Linked DNA regions of Homo sapiens: regions 2, 3 and 4 are each linked to region 1. Evidence: read pairs that join two places in POLR2A ChIA-PET (ENCODE). Cell type or tissue: GM12878. All regions are shown on one strand.

Region 1 (5,000 bases):
CAGGAGAATTGCTTGAACCCAGGAGGCGGAGGTTGCGGTGAGCTGAGATTGTGGCCGCTGCACTCCAGCCTGGGTGACAGAGTGAGACTCCGTCTCAAAAAATACATACGTACATATTTGTGTGTGTGTGTGTGTGTGTATGTATATACACACACACACACACACACACACACACATATATCTGCGGGTGGTGGTGCACCTGTAGTTCTAGCTACTTGAGAGACTGAGGGGGAAGGAATCGCTTGAGCCCAGGATTTTAAGATTATAGTGAGCTGTAATGGTGCCACTGCACTCTAACCTGGGCAAAAGAGTGAAACTCTGTTTCTAAATACATAAATTAATTAAATAGATGTAAAGAATCTTGCCAAATTTCACAGATCTGGCAAATCAGAATGCTGGGGCTTGAATAAGGATCTGACTCCTTGATCTAGAATAATGGAAATAGCATTAAATTAGCCCTAGTTCAGTTTTATGGTCCAGGTGGGCAACCCTCTTCGCTCCTGCAGCCCTCACTGAGTTTCTCATCTGTAAAGTGTCTAGCTTGGCTTGGCTGATCTCAAAGAAAAGTTTGCAGGTTTTTTCTTTGTTGTTGTTGTTTGTTTGTTTTGGTTTGGTTTGGTTTTTTGGAGACAGTCTCACTCTGTCCCCCAGGCTGGAGTACAGTGATGAAATCATGGCTCCCTGCAGCCTGGACCTTCCGGGCTGGTCTTGAACTCCTGACCTCGTGGTCTGCCCAGCTCAGCCTCCCAAAATGCTAGGATTACAGGCATGAACCACCATGCCCAACCACCCCCAGATAATTTTTTAATTTTTACTTTGTAGAGACGGGGGTCAATTTGTTGCCCTGGCTGCTCTCAAACTCCTAGCCTCAAGTGATCCTCCAGAATCAGCCTCCCAATGTGCTAGGATTACAGGCATGACCCACCACACCCAGCTAGATTCTTTACACATATGAGTATCATCTTACCTATAAAATAACTGGCTTTACCACATTTTTGTTTTTAGGTTTAAGAGTTTTTTAATTGTAAATTTGGGGATGGGTGTGGTGGCTCATCCCTGTAATCCTAGCACTTTGGGAGGCTGAGGCAGGAGGATCACTTGAGCTCAGGAGTTCAAGACCAGCCTGAGAAACATAGACCCCCATCTACATGAAAAGAATTTTAAAAATTAACCAGGTGTGGTGGTGTGTGCCTGTAGTCCCAGCTACTCTGGAGGCTGAGATGGGAGGATCACTTGAGCCCAGGAGGCTAAGGCTGCAGTGAGCTGTGATCGCACCACTGCACTCCAGCCTGAGCAACACAGGGAGGCCTTGTCTCTAATAAAAATTTCTCTTGGCAGGTATGTATGAAGGATAAGGCCATTTTGAGCAATAACAAGTGTTGAACACAATGTAAGACACATAGTAAGAAGTTTGGCCAGACGCAGTGACTCAATGCCTATAATCCCAGCACTTTGGGAGGCCAAGGCAGGAGGATCACTTGAGCCCAGGAGTTTGAGACAAACCTGGGCAACCCAGGGAGACCCCATGTCTCAAAAAATATAAAAATTAGTCCCAGCGCAGTGGCTCACACCTGTAATCCCAGCATTTTGGGAGGCCGAGGTGGGTGTATCACTTGAGGTCAGGAGTTCAAGACCAGCCTGATCAACATGGTGAAACCCCATCTCTACTAAAAATACAAAAAATTAGCCGGGAGTGCTGGCGCGTGTCTATAATCCTAGCTACCTGAGAGGCTGAGGCACAAGAATTGCTTGAACCCGGGAGGTGGAGGTTGCAGTGAGCCGAGATCATACCACTGTGCTCCAGCCTGGGTGACAGAGTGAAACTGTCTGAAACAAAAAAAAAAAAAGAAAAAGAGCAATTAGCCAGGCATGGTGATGTGCACCAGTGGTCCCAGCTGGGAGGCTGAGGCAAAAAGCTTGCTTGTGCCCAGGAGTTTCAGGTTGCACAGAGCTACGATAATCATGACGCTGGGCTCCAGGCTGGGCAACAAACTAAGAGATCATGTCTCAAAAAAAAAAAAAAAAAAAAAAGAAAAAGAAAGAAAGAAAAAAAGAAAAAAAATAGGTCGGCTGTGGTGGCTCACGCCTATAATCCCAGCACTTTGGGAGGCCAAGGCAGGCAGATCACTTGAGGTCAGGAGTTTGAGACCAGCCTGGCCAACATGGCAAAACCAATCTCTACTAAAAATACAAAAAAAAAAAAAAAAAAAAAAATTAGCTGGGCGTCATGGCACATATCTGTAATCCCAGCTACTCAGGAGGCTGTGTCAGGAGAATCACTTGAACCCAGGAAGCAGAGATTGCAGTGAGCTGAGATCATGCCACTGCACTCCAGGCTGGGCAACAGAGTGAGACTCCGTCTCAAAAATAAATAAAGAAAATAAAAAATAAGTTAGCTGGACATGGTGGTGCATGCCTGTAGTTGCAGTTACTCAGAAAGCTGAGGCAGGACTGCCTGATCCCATGAGATGGAGGCTACAGTGAGCTATGATCACACCACCATACTCCAGCCTGAGTGACAGAGCAAGACACCATCTGAAATATACATAAGTAGTGATTTTTCACCTACAAGGGTATCCTGTGGGCTATTTGGTGCAGGACTATCCTGCACATTGAAGGTTGGTAAGTATCCCTAGTCTTCCCCCAATACCAGCAGCATCCCCGCCCCCACCTAGCATTGTCACAGCCAGAAGAAATAGCCCTCACAAACTTCCATAGGGCCATACCATCCCCACTGAGAACCACTGATCTAAATCAAATTTTGTAAACTTAGGTAAACTTAGTTTTGGGTAAAAACAATCTCTGTAATAAAGCAATCTGACAAGTAAAGTCCTTATCTCTTTACAACGAATGGAGAGAAAGGCTAGAGAGAAATTCTGTCATGGAAACTAGAGTACCGTCAAATTTACTTATGAGACCTTTTCCTAAGTTAATTGTATCAATTTACCTGTGGTTTACTAGGTCACTGTAGCAGGTTTATTAATGGCCTCCAAAGATATTAGGTCCTAATCCCTGGAACTTCTGAATGTTACTTTATGTGGCAAAGTCTCTGAAGATGTGATTAAATCAATGGCCCTTGCTAAGAAGAGATTATCCTGGATTACTCTGGTGGTGTTAAATGCAATCACATGCATCCTTGTAAGAGGGAGGCAGAAGGAGATTTGACACAAATACATGGAGGAAAAGGCCATGGGAAGACAGAGCAGACTGAGTGGATGGTGCTGGCCTTGAAGATTGGAGTGAGATTCGGCCACAAGCCAAGGAATGCCAGCGGCCACACAAAGCTGGAAGAGGCCAGGAAGGGATGTTTCCCTATAGTTTCTGGAGGAAGCAAGCTCTTGTCCACACCTTGATTTCAGCCCAGTGATACTAAGTTTGTACTTCTGGCCTCCAGAACTGTGAGAATAAATTTTTGTTGTTTTAAGCCACAGTTTGTGGTACTTTGTTACAGCTGCCACTGTTACAAAGGAAACTGATTACAGGAAACTGATATGAGTTAGTAACAACACAGATAAAGACGTTTTCACAGCTAACTTTCATTATTCCATTGCATAGGTGTTCTTCTCTGCTAGAAAGGAGCTTTTCCCTTTTTGGTCTCCTTCCTTCCAGCTTTCCACCCTATCATGTGAATGTGTGACAATGGGAGGCTTGGTGCTGTGGTAATCACCCTTGCCACCAAAAGGGGAGGAGGGGACATGAAGAGAAACACACAGTTCATGATGACAGTATCCTGACGTTGCCACACCACTGGACCTGCTCTGAATCCTCAAATATCCAGACTGTTGATCTGGTGACATAATTAAATGTCTTAATTGCTTTGGCCACTATTAGGACTGTATTACTTACTGCAGAATTCATCCTAATATAGAATTCCACAGACAATATCAAGACTGAAAATAAGAAACAATGACACAGTCATGTTATTTAAAAATATGGAGGTATAGGCCGGGTGTGGTGGTTCACACCTGTAATCCCAGCACTTTGGGAGGCCAAGGCGGGCGGATCACAAGGTCAGGAACTGGCTAACATGATGAAAACCCATCTCTACTAAAAATACAAAAAATTAGCCGGGCGTGGTGGCATGCACCTTTCTTTAGTCCCAGCTACTCGGGATGCTGAGGCAGGAGAATCGCTTGAACCCAGGAGGTGGAGGTTGCAGTGAGCCGAGATCACCCCACTGCACTCCAGCCTGGGCAACAAGAGAGAAACTCCATCTCAAAAAAAAAAAAAATTTTTTTTTGGAGATGGGGTTCTTGCTATGTTGCCCAAGTTGGTCTCGAACTCCTGGCCTCAAGTAATCTTCCCATCTTGGACTTAAATTTTCCTTTTCATTTATTGATTTATTTTTGAGACAGGGTCTCACTCTGTCCCCCAGGCTGGAGTGCAGTGGCACAATCATGGCTCACTGCAACCTTGACCTCCTGGGATCAAGCAATCCTCCCATCTTGGCCTCCCAAACTGCTGGGATTAAAGGCCTCTTTTTTTTTAATTATTTTTATTTTTTTAGAGACAAGGTCTTACTCTCTCAAGCAGGCTGGAGCAGAGTGGCGTGACCATGGCTCACTGCCGCTGCACACTCCTAGGCACAAGCAATCCTCCTGCCTCAGGCTCCTAAGTAGCTGGGACCATAAGCCTGTGCCACCACACTCAGCTAATGTTTAAGTTATTATCATTATTATTATTATTATTATTATTATTATTATTATTATTTTGAGACAGAGTCTTGCTCTCTCGCCCAGGCTGGAGTGCAGTGGCGCGATCTCCACTCACTGCAAACTCCGCCTCCCGGGTTCACACCATTCTCCTGCCTCAGCCTCCCGAGTAGCTGGGACTACAGGCACGTGTCACCACACCCAGCTAATTTTTTGTATTTTTAGTAGAGACGGGGTTTCACCATGTTAGCCAGGATGGTCTCGATCTCCTGACCTCGTGATCCGCCCACCTCGGCCTCCCAAAGTGCTGGGATTACAGGCGTGAGCCACCGCGCCCGGCCTTTTAAA
Region 2 (5,000 bases), 500 kb before region 1:
GGATTTACCCATCTGTCTATTTATTTCATTTTTTTAAATTTTATTTTTTTATTATTATAATTCTTATTTTTTGGGATGGAGTCTCACTCTATCACCCAGGCTGGAGTGCGGAAGTGCAATCTCAGCTCACTGCAGCCTCTGCTTCCTGGGGCTTCCTGGGGGTTCACGAGGTTCTCCTGCCTCGGCCTCCTGAGTAGCTGGGTTTATAGGCGTGCGCCACCACACCTGGCTAATTTTTGTATTTTCAGTAGAGACAGGATTTCACCATGTTGGCCAGGATGGTCTCAATCTCTTAACCTCAAGTGATCCGCCCACCTTGGCCACCCAAAGGGCTGGGACTACAGGCGTGAGCCACTGCGCCCGGCCCCCTAGCTAATTTTTAAATTTTTTGTAGAGATGGGGGTCCCACTATGTTGCCCAGACTAGTCTCAAACTCCTGGCCTCATGGGATCCTCCTGCCTCAGCCTTCCAAAGGCTGGCTTGGGTTTACAGAAATGAGTCACTGTGCCTGGCCCGATATATTTTTAGTTTATATGTTTCCATGGGTGAAGGTTTATGCTTTGCGTAAATGTTGGTAGTTTCTATAATATGTCTTACTATTTTACATTTCTTTCCTTTTTTTTTTTTTTTTGACAAGGTCTTTCCTTCTGTCACCCAGGCAGGCTGGAATGCACTGGCACGATCATAGCTCACTGCAGCCTCAACCTCCTGGGCTCGAGTCCCTGTGTTGTCCCAAGCCGATCTCAAAACCCCTGACCTCAAGTGAGGCCACCTGACTTCCACACCTCATCCTCCCAAAGTGCTGAGATTACAGGGGTGAGCCACCATGCCCAGCGGTATTCAGTATTTTATTTTCTTTTTTTTGTTTGTTTTGGAGACAGAGTGTCACTCTGTTGTCCAGGCTGGAGTGCAGTGGCACAATCTCAGCTCACCGAAACCTCTGCCTCCTGGTCTTAAGCCATCCTCCCACCTCAGCCTTCCCAGTAGCTGGGACTACAGGTACACACCACCATGCCCAGCTAATTTTTTTTTTTTTTTTTTGAGATGGAGTCTTGCTCTATCACTCAGGTGGAAAGCAGCAATGGCACAATCTCTGCTCACTGAAACTTCCGCCTCCTGAGTTCAAGCAATTGTTCTGCCTCAGCCTCTCAAGTAGCTGGGATTACAGGCATGCACCACCAAGCCTGGCTAATTTTTTTTGTATTTTTAGTAGAGACAGAGTTTCACCATGTTGCCCAGGCTGATTTCGAACTCCTGACCTCAAGTGATCCGCCCGCCTCAGCCTCCCAAAGTGCTGGGATTACAGGCGTGAGCCACCACACCCAGCCAATTTTGTATTTTTTGTAGAGATGTGGTGTCACTATGTTGCCCAGGCTGGTCTCAAACTCCCAAAGTGCTGGGATTACAGGCATGAACTACCATGCCCACCACCGGAAGTATTTTCTATTTCATTTTACTATTTACTACTCATGTAATATATCCTATAATGTATTTTATGCATTTTTCTTGTCAATGAATTCAGAAAAGTGGACAAATGGAATACGCAATTCTGACTTGCCATAACATAATGTGGAATCCTCAGTGGCTTCCTTTTTCTGAAACCACATTGTGCCTCTTGATGGGACCATATTTCTTTCTTTTTTTTTTTTTTTTTCTTTGAGACAGAGCCTTACGCACTCTGTCGCCCAGGCTGGAGTGCAGTGGCGCGATATCATATCAGCTCACTGCAACCTCCACCTCCTGGGTTCAAGCAAGTCTCCTGCCATAGCCTCCAGAGTAGCTGGGATTACAGGTGCACACCACCATGCCCAGCTAATTTTTATATTTTTAGTAAAGATAGGGTTTTACCTTGTTGGCCAGCCTGGCCTGGAACTCTTGACCTTAGGTGATCCACCCACCTCAACTTCCCAAAGTGCTAGGATTACAGGCATGAGCCACTATGCCTGGCCTCCATGTGTATTTAAGTTGCTCCTTAATACACAGGCATAGGCATATAATTGTGATGCTTTTGATAGGACAATGCCCATAATTTTCACTGCTTTCTCTTTGTTCTCTGGTGTATTTCTTTTCTTTTATCTTCTTGTGTGTGTGTGTGTATGTGTGTGTGTGTGTGTGTGACAGTTTCGCCCTTGTTACCCAAGGTGGAGTGCAGTGGCGCGATCTTGGCTCACTGCAACCTCTGCCTCCTGGGTTCAAGCGATTCTCCTGCTTCAGCCTCCCGAGTAGCTGGGATTACAGGCACACACCACTGTGCCTGGCTAATTTTGTACTTTTAGTAGAGATGGGGTTTCACCATGTTAACCAGGCTGGTTTCGAACTCCTGACCTAGGTGATCCGCCCACCTAGGCCTCCCAAAGTCCTGGTATTACGGTCGTGAGCCACTGCGCCTGGCCTCTTGTTTTTGAGATGGAGTCTTGTTTTGTCACCCAGGCTGGAGTGCAGTGGCGCGATCTCGGCTCACTGCAACCTCCACCTCCCAGGTTTAAGTGATTCTCCTGCCTCAGCCTCCCAAGTAGCTGGGATTACAGGCGCCCACCACCACACCTGGGTAATTTTCGTATTTTCAGTAGAGACACGGTTTCACTGTGTTGGCCAGGTGAGTCTCAAACTCCTGACTCAAGTGATCTGCCCTCCTCAGACTCCCAAAGTGCTGGGATTACAGGTGTAAGCCACTATACCTACCCTTCTCTGGTGTATTTCTGATTAAACCTGCCATCCACTGTCTAACATTTGATTTGATTAGATCTCCATATGACCATTATTGTCAACCACAGAACACGTGCCAGGTTCTAATTTAACTTAAAGGGCCTCAAGATTTAAAACATAAGACTTGGAGCCTATCCTCAAGAAGCTTACAGTTTAATTGGAGAGAGAAACAAAAAACAAAAACAAAAAACAGCACCGTGCATATTAACCAAAGAGACAGCAGCATGACAGAACTGGCAGAGGGAAAAATGAAGGTGGTTCCTGCACAGCTTCAAGAGCAGCACCAACACTCTCCATCGTCCAAGACTTCCTGGTGTGTGTACTCAGTGCCACACTAACTTCTTCCATTTAGGGTCTGAGAGGTCCTCGTCTATTAAGGGGATAACTCTGAATCACAGAATCTTAGAGCAAGCATCGAGGGCAGAGGTCATTTAATCCTACTTGCTCATTTAAAAACTGGCAGTCTGAGGCCCAAAGATGTTAAGCAGCGTGGCCAAGGTCATGCAGCTAGTTTCGTGATGAAATTAGAACTATAAACCATGTCTTCTGATAGCTAGTCCAGTGCACTTTCTGCTACTCCCCAAATTGATGGCATTTTCTAACCACCAGATCAAATGTTCATTTATTCTTTCCTTCCCTAGAAAGAGCACCTGCCTGTGCGGGGCACTGGGATTGCAATGTGAGTGACATGAAGCCACATTGTCAGGGGGCAAGTCAGGTGAACAAAGAAATTAGCCTCTACACTGAGACACTTTCAGAAAATGAAAGGGGCTAATAATAGCTATGTGTGCATCTCGGTTGTAAACCAGGACTGAGTGCCATGATGGACATCAGGTCTATACAGGATATAGACAAGTCTCCCATTCAGGGCAACATAGTGAGACCCCCATCTTTACAATGAAAAACCAAAACAATTAGCTACTCAGGAGGCTGAGGGGGGCGGATTCCCTCAGCCCAGGAGTTCAAGACTGCAATGAACTGTGATTGTGCCACTGCACCCCAGCCTGAGTGACAGAGCGAGACCCTGTTTAAAAAAATAATAAAAATAATAATAATTAAAGACAGGGCGTGGTGGCTCACGCCTGTAATCCCAGCACTTTGGGAGGCCAATGCGGGTGGATCACCTGAGGTCAGGAGTTTGAGACCAGCCTGGCCAACATGGTGAGACCCTATCTCTACTAAAAACACAAAAAATTAGCTGGGTGTGGAGGCAGATGCCTGTAATCCCAGCTACTCGGGAGGCTGAGGCAGGAGAATCGCTTGAACCCCAGAGGCGGAGGTTGCAGTGAGCTGAGATCATGCCATTGCACTCCAGCCTGGTCAATCTATAAGAGCAAGACTCCGTCTCAAAAAAAAAAAAAAAAAAAAAAAAGCACAGTTTCCACAGGAATCTGTGAGGGCGCAAAGGTGGGAGGGGCCACTTCTGCTGTAGGGAGGAGTATCAACTCAGGGAAAGCTTCATGGAGGAAGCAGCATTTGAGCTGACTTAGTAATTACTGGTTATGGGCCGGATGCAGTGGCTTATGCCTGTAATCCTAGCACTTTTGGAGGCCGAGATGGGTGGCTCACCTGAGGTCAGGAGTTTGAGACCAGCCTGGTCAACATGGTGAAACCTTGTCTCTACTAAAAATACAAAAATTAGCCGGGCATGGTGGCGCACCCCTGTAGTCCCAGCTACTCGGGAGGCTGAGGCAAGAGAATTGCTGGAACCGGGGAGGTGGAGGTTGCAGTGAGCCGAGATTGCGCCAGTGCACTACAGCCTGGGCAATGCAGCAAGACTCCATCTCAACAAAAAAGAAAAAAGAAATTACTGGTTACAGACTGGGTGCAGTGGTTCATGCATGTAATGCCAGCACTTTGGGAAGCTGAGGAGGGTGGATTACTGGAGGCCAGGAGTTCCAGACCAGCCCAGCCAACATGGCAAAACTCTACTAAAAATACAAAAATTAGCTGGGCATGGTGGTGGGCACCTGTAGTCCCAGCTACTTAGGAGGCTGAGGCATGAGAATTGCTTGAACCCGGGAAGCGGAGGCTGTAGTGAGGTGAGATCGTGCCACTGCACTCCAGCCTGGACAACAGAGTGAGAGTCCGTCTCAAAAAAAAAAAAAAAAAGAAATTGGGACAGCTTCTCTGAGCAGGTGACACAGGAGACAGGAGTTGAGATTGTTTAGCAAAAAGGAACCTCCTAGGCAGAGGGAACAGCTTGAGCAAAGACCTTCCATGGGAACGGGTGTTGGTGTACTCAAACAGCAGCAGCCGGAGCGTCTGGGGCAAAGTGGCCAAGGTGGAAAATG
Region 3 (5,000 bases), 290 kb before region 1:
CTCTGGGCCAGAACACCCTTGCATGATGGTGACAGTTGAGGGAAAGGCCACATGGTTCCTTGTGTAAATGGCATGGCTGCCAGTGGTCATGGGGAGGCCCTGCTCATAGTTCAGCACCAGCCGGCCCTTCGTGTGCTGTGCTCCAGCTCCCCAGCCGGCTCAGTCCTTCACAAAATGCCCTGGAGTTACAGAACAGAAAGGCCCGGCTTTCCTTTAGGAATCTGGGAAATAGGAGGGCTGAGGTCATGCTCTGTTCAACATGTGAGACCTCCCAGACAGCAGTGCAGGAAAAACATGTTACTACCCGTATTTTGGGAGACCAGACCTCTGGCGTTTGAGTAGGACTCACTGCTCAGATCTAAGGGGAGAGAACATCTCCCATTTTGAAGAAAACCTTTTCCTCAGTTTAGGAGGAGGAGAAACTGATCAGGTTCCAAATGGCCTCTTGTTCTTTAACTGCAAACGGGCCAGGCTCCCTGCCAGGTCATGGGATAACAATCCAAGGAGAGGGGAGAAATGCAGTGTGCATGTGTGTGTACATGGGCATGCTCGTAGGGGGAAAGACTGGGGGGATGGAGGTGACGTGGACATCTGTGTATGCTTCAGCTCTATTTCCCTCTGCTTAGTCCCAAACTGCTCGGGATTAGCAATTGTTAAGAACATGCCTTTCTCCCCACCCCGGGAGTTCTAGGCCAGGGGTGGAGGGATTGAGCACCGTGGCTTTGTTCTCTGTCAGGTGGTGCCTTTCTCTGTGACACCGAGGGAGACCTGCCATCAGGAGGGAGTCTGAGGCCAGGAGACAGTACTTACCGATCAGGATGGATCTTTGGTCTTGTTTGTGTGCTTGGTTTCCTGGCTGGAATGAAATGTCAGTTTCATGAGGACAGGGACCTGTTCTCTCCTGCACAACTTTCTCTCTGATGACCGACAGTGCCTGGCATGTTGTAAAGGCTCGTTCAGAAGTGACTGAATGAATGAATGCATACTTTTTAGGCGGGGCTGCATATCGTTCCCTTAAACCTCCTGATTCATCTTCCGTTGCTTCCGTGTCAGCTTCTCACTGGGTCATTGTCTGCTTTGGTGCTGCCCTTCCCCACAACTTTGAGAGTTCATGTTACTGCAGGCTCCCCGCCCGCCCACCTCTGCCTGAAACTTCTCTTTTGGGCTCCTGTGCTGTGACATACTAGCAGTATTTGTTTGCCCCTCTTAAGACCATCCCTTCAGTTTCATTCCTGCCTCAGTTTCTCCTCCTCACATTTCTGCTGTTCCACCTCTGCTCCTGTGCTCTTCTCAGGAAAGCAGGTGAGTGGTGATGCCCTGGGCTAAGCTCGCCAGGGCCTGGGCAGCCCAGGCACCCGTGGTTCGGGTGGGGAGGGAGCATGCTGGTGGCCGGAGCTGGGCTTGTGGGCAGCAGCCCTCCCCACCTTGCTGAGGCCAAGCTCTTTCTCATGGCTTTGGCTGTCACTTCTATGCTGATCACCCCCAAATCATTGTGTCTATATTTCTCTATTGGTGCTTCTGACCTTCCAAAATCTGATCCCACCCTGGCAGTCAGACCTTATTTGATGTCAAGGATTATTAATTTGTAGCATGTATTACATCCCTAATATGGACCAGTTCACATGCATTCTCATATTTCATCCTCCCAATGAACATACAAAGTCAAATAATTATTCTTATTTTACAGAGTCTCAGACAACTTAGTTCCTCTAGGTAACCAGATTAATTAGCATTAGGGGGTTGTGATCAGGATTTGAACTGGCTCCACTGGCCCCTGACCCTGAACAGAGTCAGCTTGGAGTCCGCCCTTGGAGACGAGGACAGCCGGTCCTGTTTCTCCCTCTCACCCCAGTGCACTCACACAGCAGGCGTTGGCACCCTTGCTAAGGGCCAGGCCAAGCGTCTCCTCTGTGAGCCTTCACTTAGCTCTCCTAAGCTGCTCGGCCTGCCTCCTCTCCCTTTTCTCTAACAGCAGTGCCTTTGCACACACTATGTGTTTGTTATATGTTGGCTGTGCCAGTCTTGCCTCGTCAGCAGATAGTGATTTTCTTAAAGGCAGAGGCCATGTTTTATATGATCCTCCATCCCTCAAGTGTGTGTTACAGGCAGTTTGTTGCTCAGTAAACACTTGATACCTCTGATGAGGTGAAATCTAATCACAGTCCTTTGCATATGTATTGTGGTTTACAGTTTCTGAAACCGAAGAGCCAATTTGAAGTTTCCTGTAAAACAGATCCCTTAATTGTCAGCGCTCTGTGCTGAGAGGGATAAATCTGTTTTGTAGACGGACTAACAGGTCCAGAGGTAGAGTGAATTCCCCAAGGTCATATGATGGATGATAGCAAAGCCAGAACTTGAACCCAAGGTTTAACTCTTAATGCCGTTCCTCTTAATGCCGTTCCCTTCCCACAGAATCACAGCAGCCTGTGGTCCAGACTTGGCCAGGTGACCCCTGCCAGGCCTTCCATCCCACTTAGTCATACAGTTCCTTATTTGTATTTGTCCTTTCTCTTTCATTAGAACTCGTGTCTTTTTGTGTGTGTGTGTGTTTTGAGACAGGGTCTCGCTCTGTCACCCATGCTGGAGTGTGGTGGCACAATCACAGCTCACTGCAGCCTTGACCTCCCAGGCTCAGGTGATTCTCCCACCTCAGCCTCCTGAGTAGCTGGGACTACAGGCGCATGCCACCATGCAAGGCTAATTTTTGTATTTTTTTAGAGGCAGAGTTTCACCGTATTGCCCAGGCTGGTGTCAAACTCCTGGGCTCAAGTGATCTGCTTGCTTTGGCCTCCCAAAGTGCTGAGATTACAGACATGAGCCACCGCGCCCAGCCTTAGAATGCTTGTCTCTTGAGGGCAGGGACCCTGGCTGCTTTTCCCATTATCCTTCCAAAGCTCCAGCTCTGGGGCCATGAACCAGAAATCATTCCTTCAAGGATGTTGACACAGTGAGTCACCTGAGAAGGGGCAGGGTGCAGGAGGGGTGGGGCAGGAGATCAGGAACTGGTGTGGGACATTAGGGGTGGGAGATAGGCCAGAAAGCCCCATGCTCTGTGTAAAAGCTTCTGTCAAATGAAGATGTGCTTGTCCTACCTACCAGGCGAGGTTACTCTTAGTAGCAAGTGAGAGTGTCTGCTAAAGCGCCTTCTAAACTGCAGAGCACTAGCAATATTGTTGTTAAATATAATTATAGTCTGTAGCTGGGCATGGTGCTGGGTGTCTGTAATCCCAGCTACCCGGGAGGCTGAGGCAGGAGTATTGCTTGGGCCTAGGAGGCGGAGGTTGCAGTGAGCTGAGATCGTGCCGTTGTACTCCAGCCTGGGTGACGAAGTGAGACTCTGTCTCTAAATAAAAAAAAAAAAAATGTATATATGTGTGTGGGTGTGTGTGGGTGTGTGTATATATATATATATATATTTTTTTTTTTTTTTTTTTTTTCCTGAGATGGAGTCTCTCACTCTGTTGCCCAGGCTGGAGTGCAATGGCACCATCTTGGCTCACTGCAACCTCCGCCTCCCAGGTTGAAGTGATTCTCCTGCCTCAGCCTCCCCAGTAGCTGGGATTACAGGTGCCTGCCACCACGCCTGGCTAATTTTTTTTTTTTTGTATTTTTAGTAGAGACAGGGTTTCGCCAAGTTGGCCAGGCTGGTTTTGAACTCCTGACCTCAGGTGATCCACCTGCCTCGGCTTCCCAAAGTGCAAGGATTACAGGCGTGAGCCACCACGCCCAGCCAAAAAATATATTTTTTAAAATAATAATAATTATAGTCCGTAGGGATGAGCTCAACAACATGGTTGGATAGAATCATACTGGCCTTGTGAGTATTGAGGAGACAATCAGGATGGTGCCTCACCCAAGGCCTGGCACTCCAGCTATTATGAATTATTCTTGTTTTCATAATTATTATAAGACATGCCCTCTTCCTTCAGATTGGGGAAAGGAGTTGGCAGTGCTGAGAATGCATCGCTTCTGGATTGGGACTAAGAAGATGGGAAAGGCAGTCTGGCCCTAGGGCTTTCGTAGATCCACTCACCACCGCAGGTCCCCGACTCTGAATACCTCCTTCCTCCCAGTGGGGGTTTTCAGCAAGCTAATTTCTCACCCCTGAGGAGGAACTGTTATATTCGGATGAACACCCCCCTGCTAATGTGGAGCAGAAAAGTAAGGCCTGGCGAGTCAGCAGCTGCTCAGCAGGTGGATGGGCTGCGGTGGTGTAGCGGGTAGGCGCCTGACAGCCCGGCTTGCCGCAGCCGCTGTGCTTCCCTCCCATCCCTGGGGTGTGCATTTTAGGGTAAAGGCAAACTGGAAGCTCTTGCTATTTGCAGAACTCCAAAACAACAAAACAAAATGTCCACTCAGCTGGGGGTTGGCTGGGCAGCACCACTGTGATTACACAGTTAGCCTGGGGGAAGGGCTGTGGTCAGAGTTTGGGGGACACACAGGTGTGACTGTGATGTGATACAGCTGGAGGAGGAAGAGGAGGGTGTGATCACAGGCCCGGGAGTGGCCAGGGCAAGAGTGATGGTGGAGGAGAGTGGCTGAGGTTGGCAGGCAGGGAGGAGAGATTGGTAACTACTAATCACTAGCATGATCAGTCTTGACAATCTATCTACAAGGGACTCCCAGGTGGCAGGGCAGGACCTGAGGCACAGCTCGGCATGACGGGCAGACAGGGGTCTACGTGGCTTTGAGCTCTGAGACCATAGGCAAGCTGTTCATCTGGGTGTCTTTCCATGCTTACAATAATATTCCCCTTACAAGCCCTCTGATGATTGAGATCATAGAAATCACTCAGTGCAGTGGCTGGCACTCAGTAGCAGCTCACACAAATGATCAGCAATTCCGACACTTGCTATGTGGCCATCACAGTAAAATCAGCAATAGTGGATGCCCAGAGCTGCATCTCCGGGAAGCCTCTGAGCCAGTCAGTGTTTGTGCTCAAACTCCAAAGCATAGGATGAAAGGTCAGATCATGGGGCTATGAAGATATGTTCTCCTAG
Region 4 (5,000 bases), 170 kb before region 1:
GCATTGGCTTTCTACAGACCTACCCTTTAAAATGCATAAAAACAAGCCTGTACAAGGTCAAGGTGCATAGCCTACTAGAGCAAAAATTAATACTCTCCAGAGATAGATAACACAATATAGAATATGATCATATTGCCCAGTATAAAACAAAAATGTACTAAATATGCAAAGAAATAGGAAATGATAACCCACAGTCAAGGGGGAAAAAAAGCAACTAATAGAAACAGAACCTGAGGGCCAGGCTCATGCCTATAATCCCAGCACTTTGAGGGGCCAAGGCAGGGAGATCGCTTGAGGCCAGGAGTTTGAGACTAGCCTAGGCAACATGGAAAGACTCATCTCTACAAAAAAATTTAAAAATTAGCCGGGCGTGGTGGTACATGCCTGTGGGTCCTAGCTACTCAAGAGGCTGAGGTGGGAGGATCACTTGAGCCCAGGAGTTGGAGGCTGCAGGAGCTATGACTGTGCCACTGCACTTTTCAGCCTGGTGACAGAGTGAGACCCTGTCTCTGAAAAAAGAAAAGAAACAGAACCTGATATGGTACAGATATTACATTTAGGAAAGACTTTAAAGAATCTATTATAAATATGTTCAAAGGCTTAAAAGGCGGCCTTAATGAGTGAACTGATAGGAAATGTCAGCAGATAACACTATACAAAAAGAACCAAAAAGAAATTCTATAACTGAAAAGTTAAATAATTGAAATGAAGAATTCACTTGATAGGTTTAATAGCAGATTAGAGGTGACAGAAGAGTCAGTAAAATCACTGAAGACAAATAACAAAAACTATCCAATCTGGAGAATAAAGAAAAAAAAGACTGAAGAAAAATGAATAGTCTTAGAAACCTGTAGGAAAATATCAACCAGTCTAAAATATGTGCAATGGGAGTCCCAGAAGGAGGATAGGAGAATAAAATGAGAATAGGACAAGAAAAACATCAAAAAACCATGAACAAAATTCCCTAAAATTTCATGAAAAATATTAAGGTGTGAAAAGCTCAGCAAACCCCAAGGAGGATAAATGCAAAGAAAATCACACCTAGGTATATAATAGTCAAAATGATAAAAACCAAAGATAAAGATAAAATATTGAAAGAAGCCAGAGGAAAAGCACACATCATATACACAGGAGGTATAAAATGAATCACAGCTGACTTCTTACCATAAACAATAAAGGCCAGGTCCACGCGCGGTGGCTCATGCCTATAATCCCAGCACTTTGGGAGGCCAAAGTAGGTGGATCGCTTGAGGCCAGGAGTTCATGACCAGCCTGGTCAACATGGAAAAACCCTGTCTCTACTAAAAATCAAAAAATTAGCCAGGTGTGGTGGCACATGTCTGTAATCCCAGTGCTACTCAGGAGGCTGAAGCACAAGAATCACTTGAACCCAGGAGGCAGAGGTTGCAGTGAGCCAAGATCACGCCACTGCACTCCGGCCTGGGTGAGAGAGTGAGACTCTGTCTCCAAAAAAATAAAATAAAATAAATAAATAAAAACAATAAAGCGCAGAAGACAATTGACAACATCTTTCAAAATGTTGAAAAGGAGAAAACTATCAAGCCAGATATTCCAGTGCAATATCCTTTAAAAATGAGGTTAAGGTAAAGGCATTTTAAGATAGAAGATGAAATAATCTGCTGCTAGAAGATTTGCTAAAGGATTTTCTTCAGGCTGAAGATGGAAACCCAGCTATAAAGGAAGAAATGAAGAGCACCAGAAATCATAAATAAGTGAATATAAAAGACTATTTTTTTCCTTGAATTTTTCTTGACAGCTAGCTTTTCAGAGCAAAAATAATCTCATAAGGCAGGGAATTATAAGTATTTGAGTATTTAAAAATACTCAAAATTGAGCAAAAAAACACTATTTACCTATTCTTTTGCCAATACCACAGTTTCTTTTTTTTTTATGAAAGTTTTAGGGTACATGTGCACAACGTGCAGGTTTGTTACATATGTATACATGTGCCATGTTGGTGTGTTGCACCCAGTAACTCGCCATTTAACATTAGGTATATCTCCTAATGCTATCCCTCCCCCTCCCCCCACCCCACAACAGGCCCTGGTGTGTGATGTTCCCCTTCCTGTGTCCATGTGTTCTCATTGTTCAATTCCCACCTATGAGTGAGAACATGCGGTGTTTGGTTTTTTGTCCTTGTAAAAGTATGCTGAGAATGATGGTTTCCAGCTTCATCCATGTCCCTACAAACGACATGAACTCATCATTTTTTATGGCTGCATAGTATTCCATGGTATATGTGCCACATTTTCTTAATCCAGTCTATCATTGTTGGACATTTGGGTTGGTTCCAAGTCTTTGCTATTGTGAATAGTGCCGCAGTAAACATACATGTGCGTGTGTCTTTATAGCAGCATGATTTATAATCCTTTGGGTATATACCCAGTAATGGGATGGCGGGGTCAAATGGTATTTCTAGTTCTAGATCTCCGAGGAATCACCACACTGACTTCCACAATGGTTGAACTAGTTTACAGTCCCACCAACAGTGTAAAAGTGTTCCTATTTCTCCACATCCTCTCCAGCACCTGTTGTTTCTTGACTTTTTAATGATCGCCATTCTAACTGGTGTGAGATGGTATCTCATTGTGGTTTTGATTTGCATTTCTCTGATGGCCAGTGATGATGAGCATTTTTTCACGTGTTTTTTTTGGCTGCATAAATGTCTTCTTTTGAGAAGTGTCTGTTCATATCCTTCACCCACTTTTTGATGGGGTTGTTTTTTTCTTGTAAATTTGTTGGAGTTCACTGTAGATTCTGGGTATTAGCCCTTTGTCAGATGAGTAGGTTGCAAAAATTTTCTCCCATTCTGTAGGTTGCCTGTTCACTCTGATGGTTGTTTCTTTTGCTGTGCAGAAGCTCTTTAGTTTAATTAGATCCCATTTGTCAATTTTGGCTTTTGTCGCCATTGCTTTTGGTGTTTTAGACATGAAGTCCTTGCCCATGCCTATGTCCTGAATGGTATTGCCTAGGTTTTCTTCTAGAGTTTTTATGGTTTTAGGTCTAACATGTAAATCTTTAATCCATCTTGAATTAATTTTTGTATAAGGTGTAAGGAAGGGATCCAGTTTCAGCTTTCTACAAATGGCTAGCTAGTTTTCCCAGCACCATTTATTAAATAGGGAATCCTTTCCCCATTGCTTGTTTTTGTCAGGTCTGTCAAAGATCAGATAGTTGTAGATATGCGTCATTATTTCTAAGGGCTCTTTTCTGTTCCATTGGTCTATATCTCTGTTTTGGTACCAGTATCATGCTGTTTTGGTTACTGTAGCCTTGTAGAATAGTTTGAAGTCAGGTAGCGTGATGCCTCCAGCTTTGTTCTTTTGGCTTAAGATTGACTTGGCAATGCGGGTTCTTTTTTGGTTCCATATGAACTTTAAAGTAGTTTTTTCCAATTCTGTGAAGAAAGTCATTGGTAGCTTGATGGGGATGGCATTGAATCTATTAATTACCTTGGGCTAACTACTGTAGCTTTATAAGTCTTGAAGTCAGGTAGTGCCAGTCCCCTGACTTTACTCTTCAATATGGCGTTGGCTATTCTGGGTTTTTCTTTCCATATAAATTTTATATTTTATTTTTGGAGACAGTCTCACTTTGTTGCCCGGGCTAGAGTGCAGTGCTGTGATCGCAGCTCACTGTAGCCTTGACCTCTTGGGCTCAAAAGATCCCCCTGAGTAGCTGGGATAGATGACCTATCTTTCCATAGCCAACTGAGCATCTTGAAACAATGGCATTTTAACAATGAAACTGAAATTCAGGGATTTGTACATCATGGTGTCAAGCTAATGACTTAATTCATCCTAAATTTCATCCTAGAAGTTTGTCCCTAAAGACATGGAGAAGGCTGGGTGCAGTGGCTCAAGTCTGTAATCCCAGCAATTTGGGAGGCTGAGGCAGGAGAATCACTTGAGCCCAGGAGTTTGAGACTGTCTCTTAAAAAAAAAAAAAAAGAAAGAAAAGAAAAAGACACAAAGTTCAGAAAACAGAAAATAGAGGTGGTAAACACTTATTAAAAGGTTCAGAGAAATATAATTAAAACTTTTAACCATCTCATTAACTTGTAAATTAGCTTAAATATTTTAAGTAATTGAAATTCCCAATGCTGGCAAAGTACGGTGAAGTTGGTAACTTTGCTACAAATGTTAGCATTACAAGACACAACTTTTTTTGGGGGGATGGAGTCTTGCTTTGATGCCCAGGTTGGAGTGCAGTGGTGTGATCTTGGCTCACTGCAACCTCCACCTCCCGGATTCAAGTGATTCCCTTGCCTCAGCCTCCCGAGTAGCTGGGACTACAGGCTATTTTTTTGTATTTTTAGTAGAGACGGGGTTTCACCATGTTAGCAGGCTGGTCTTGAACTCCTGACCTCAAGTGATCCACCCATGTCAGCCTCCCAAAGTGCTGGGATCACAGGTATGAGCCACCACGCCTGGCCAACACTTTTTACAAAGCAATTTCAGAGCCATAAAAATGTACACAGACTTTGATCAAGTTAATTCTATCTCATAAAATTAATCCTAAAATTTTCAATATAGTAAAGAGCTATATGCATTAAGATATTCATTCCAGTGATATTAATTAGCACTTATTGAGAACTGTGTATTCAGAATAACCACTGTGCTACATGCATTATACGTATTACTTCACTTAATCCTCAAAACAATTTTATGAGGTAGGTGCTTTCAAAAGATCAAAAACTTGTTCAAGAACACACAGTATAATCTCCTAGACACTAAACTATCCTGCTATTCATAATAATGGGGGAAAAAAAAGAATAAACCTAAATGTCTATTAATAGAAAAATGGCTAATTTATGATACATCTTGATGGATAATTTAGCCATTAAAATAATGACTAGAAGACTATGTCATAACATGAAAAATGCTTATGTTAAGTAAAAAAAGACATAGGACAACATTATAGATATAGATATAGATATATAGATATAGATATATAGATATATATAGATATAGATATAT

What was found. ChIA-PET counts read pairs that join two places held together with the same protein. Peaks named below come from ENCODE experiments on the same cell type or tissue, not always from the same donor. Only the 100,000 strongest peaks of a DNase experiment are listed, where the experiment ranks them.
Region 2: POLR2A ChIA-PET joins it to region 1 with 5 read pairs; 1 of 35 experiments calls an interaction of 5 or more read pairs at or near these places.
Region 3: POLR2A ChIA-PET joins it to region 1 with 5 read pairs; 2 of 35 experiments call an interaction of 5 or more read pairs at or near these places.
Region 4: POLR2A ChIA-PET joins it to region 1 with 8 read pairs; 4 of 35 experiments call an interaction of 5 or more read pairs at or near these places.

The regions. Positions count from the first base shown.
Region 1 is chr11:66,608,617-66,613,616 of GRCh38, reverse strand. No RefSeq gene overlaps it. Among named protein-coding and RNA genes, the nearest start is that of RBM14, 5.5 kb to the left of the region's middle. In GM12878, no CTCF peak of the experiment used is centred here; a DNase peak (open chromatin) is centred at 1,916; H3K27ac peaks cover 1,326 bases.
Region 2 is chr11:67,104,597-67,109,596 of GRCh38, reverse strand. No RefSeq gene overlaps it. Among named protein-coding and RNA genes, the nearest start is that of KDM2A, 12 kb to the left of the region's middle. In GM12878, no CTCF peak of the experiment used is centred here; no DNase peak of the experiment used is centred here; H3K27ac peaks cover 682 bases.
Region 3 is chr11:66,902,190-66,907,189 of GRCh38, reverse strand. All of the region lies in intron 3 of PC (pyruvate carboxylase), which reads left to right. Among named protein-coding and RNA genes, the nearest start is that of MIR3163, 30 kb to the left of the region's middle. RefSeq lists an enhancer at 1,409-2,056. In GM12878, no CTCF peak of the experiment used is centred here; no DNase peak of the experiment used is centred here; H3K27me3 peaks cover 23 bases.
Region 4 is chr11:66,777,065-66,782,064 of GRCh38, reverse strand. The region is part of intron 2 of TOP6BL (TOP6B like initiator of meiotic double strand breaks); the gene reads right to left. Among named protein-coding and RNA genes, the nearest start is that of TOP6BL, 35 kb to the right of the region's middle. In GM12878, no CTCF peak of the experiment used is centred here; no DNase peak of the experiment used is centred here.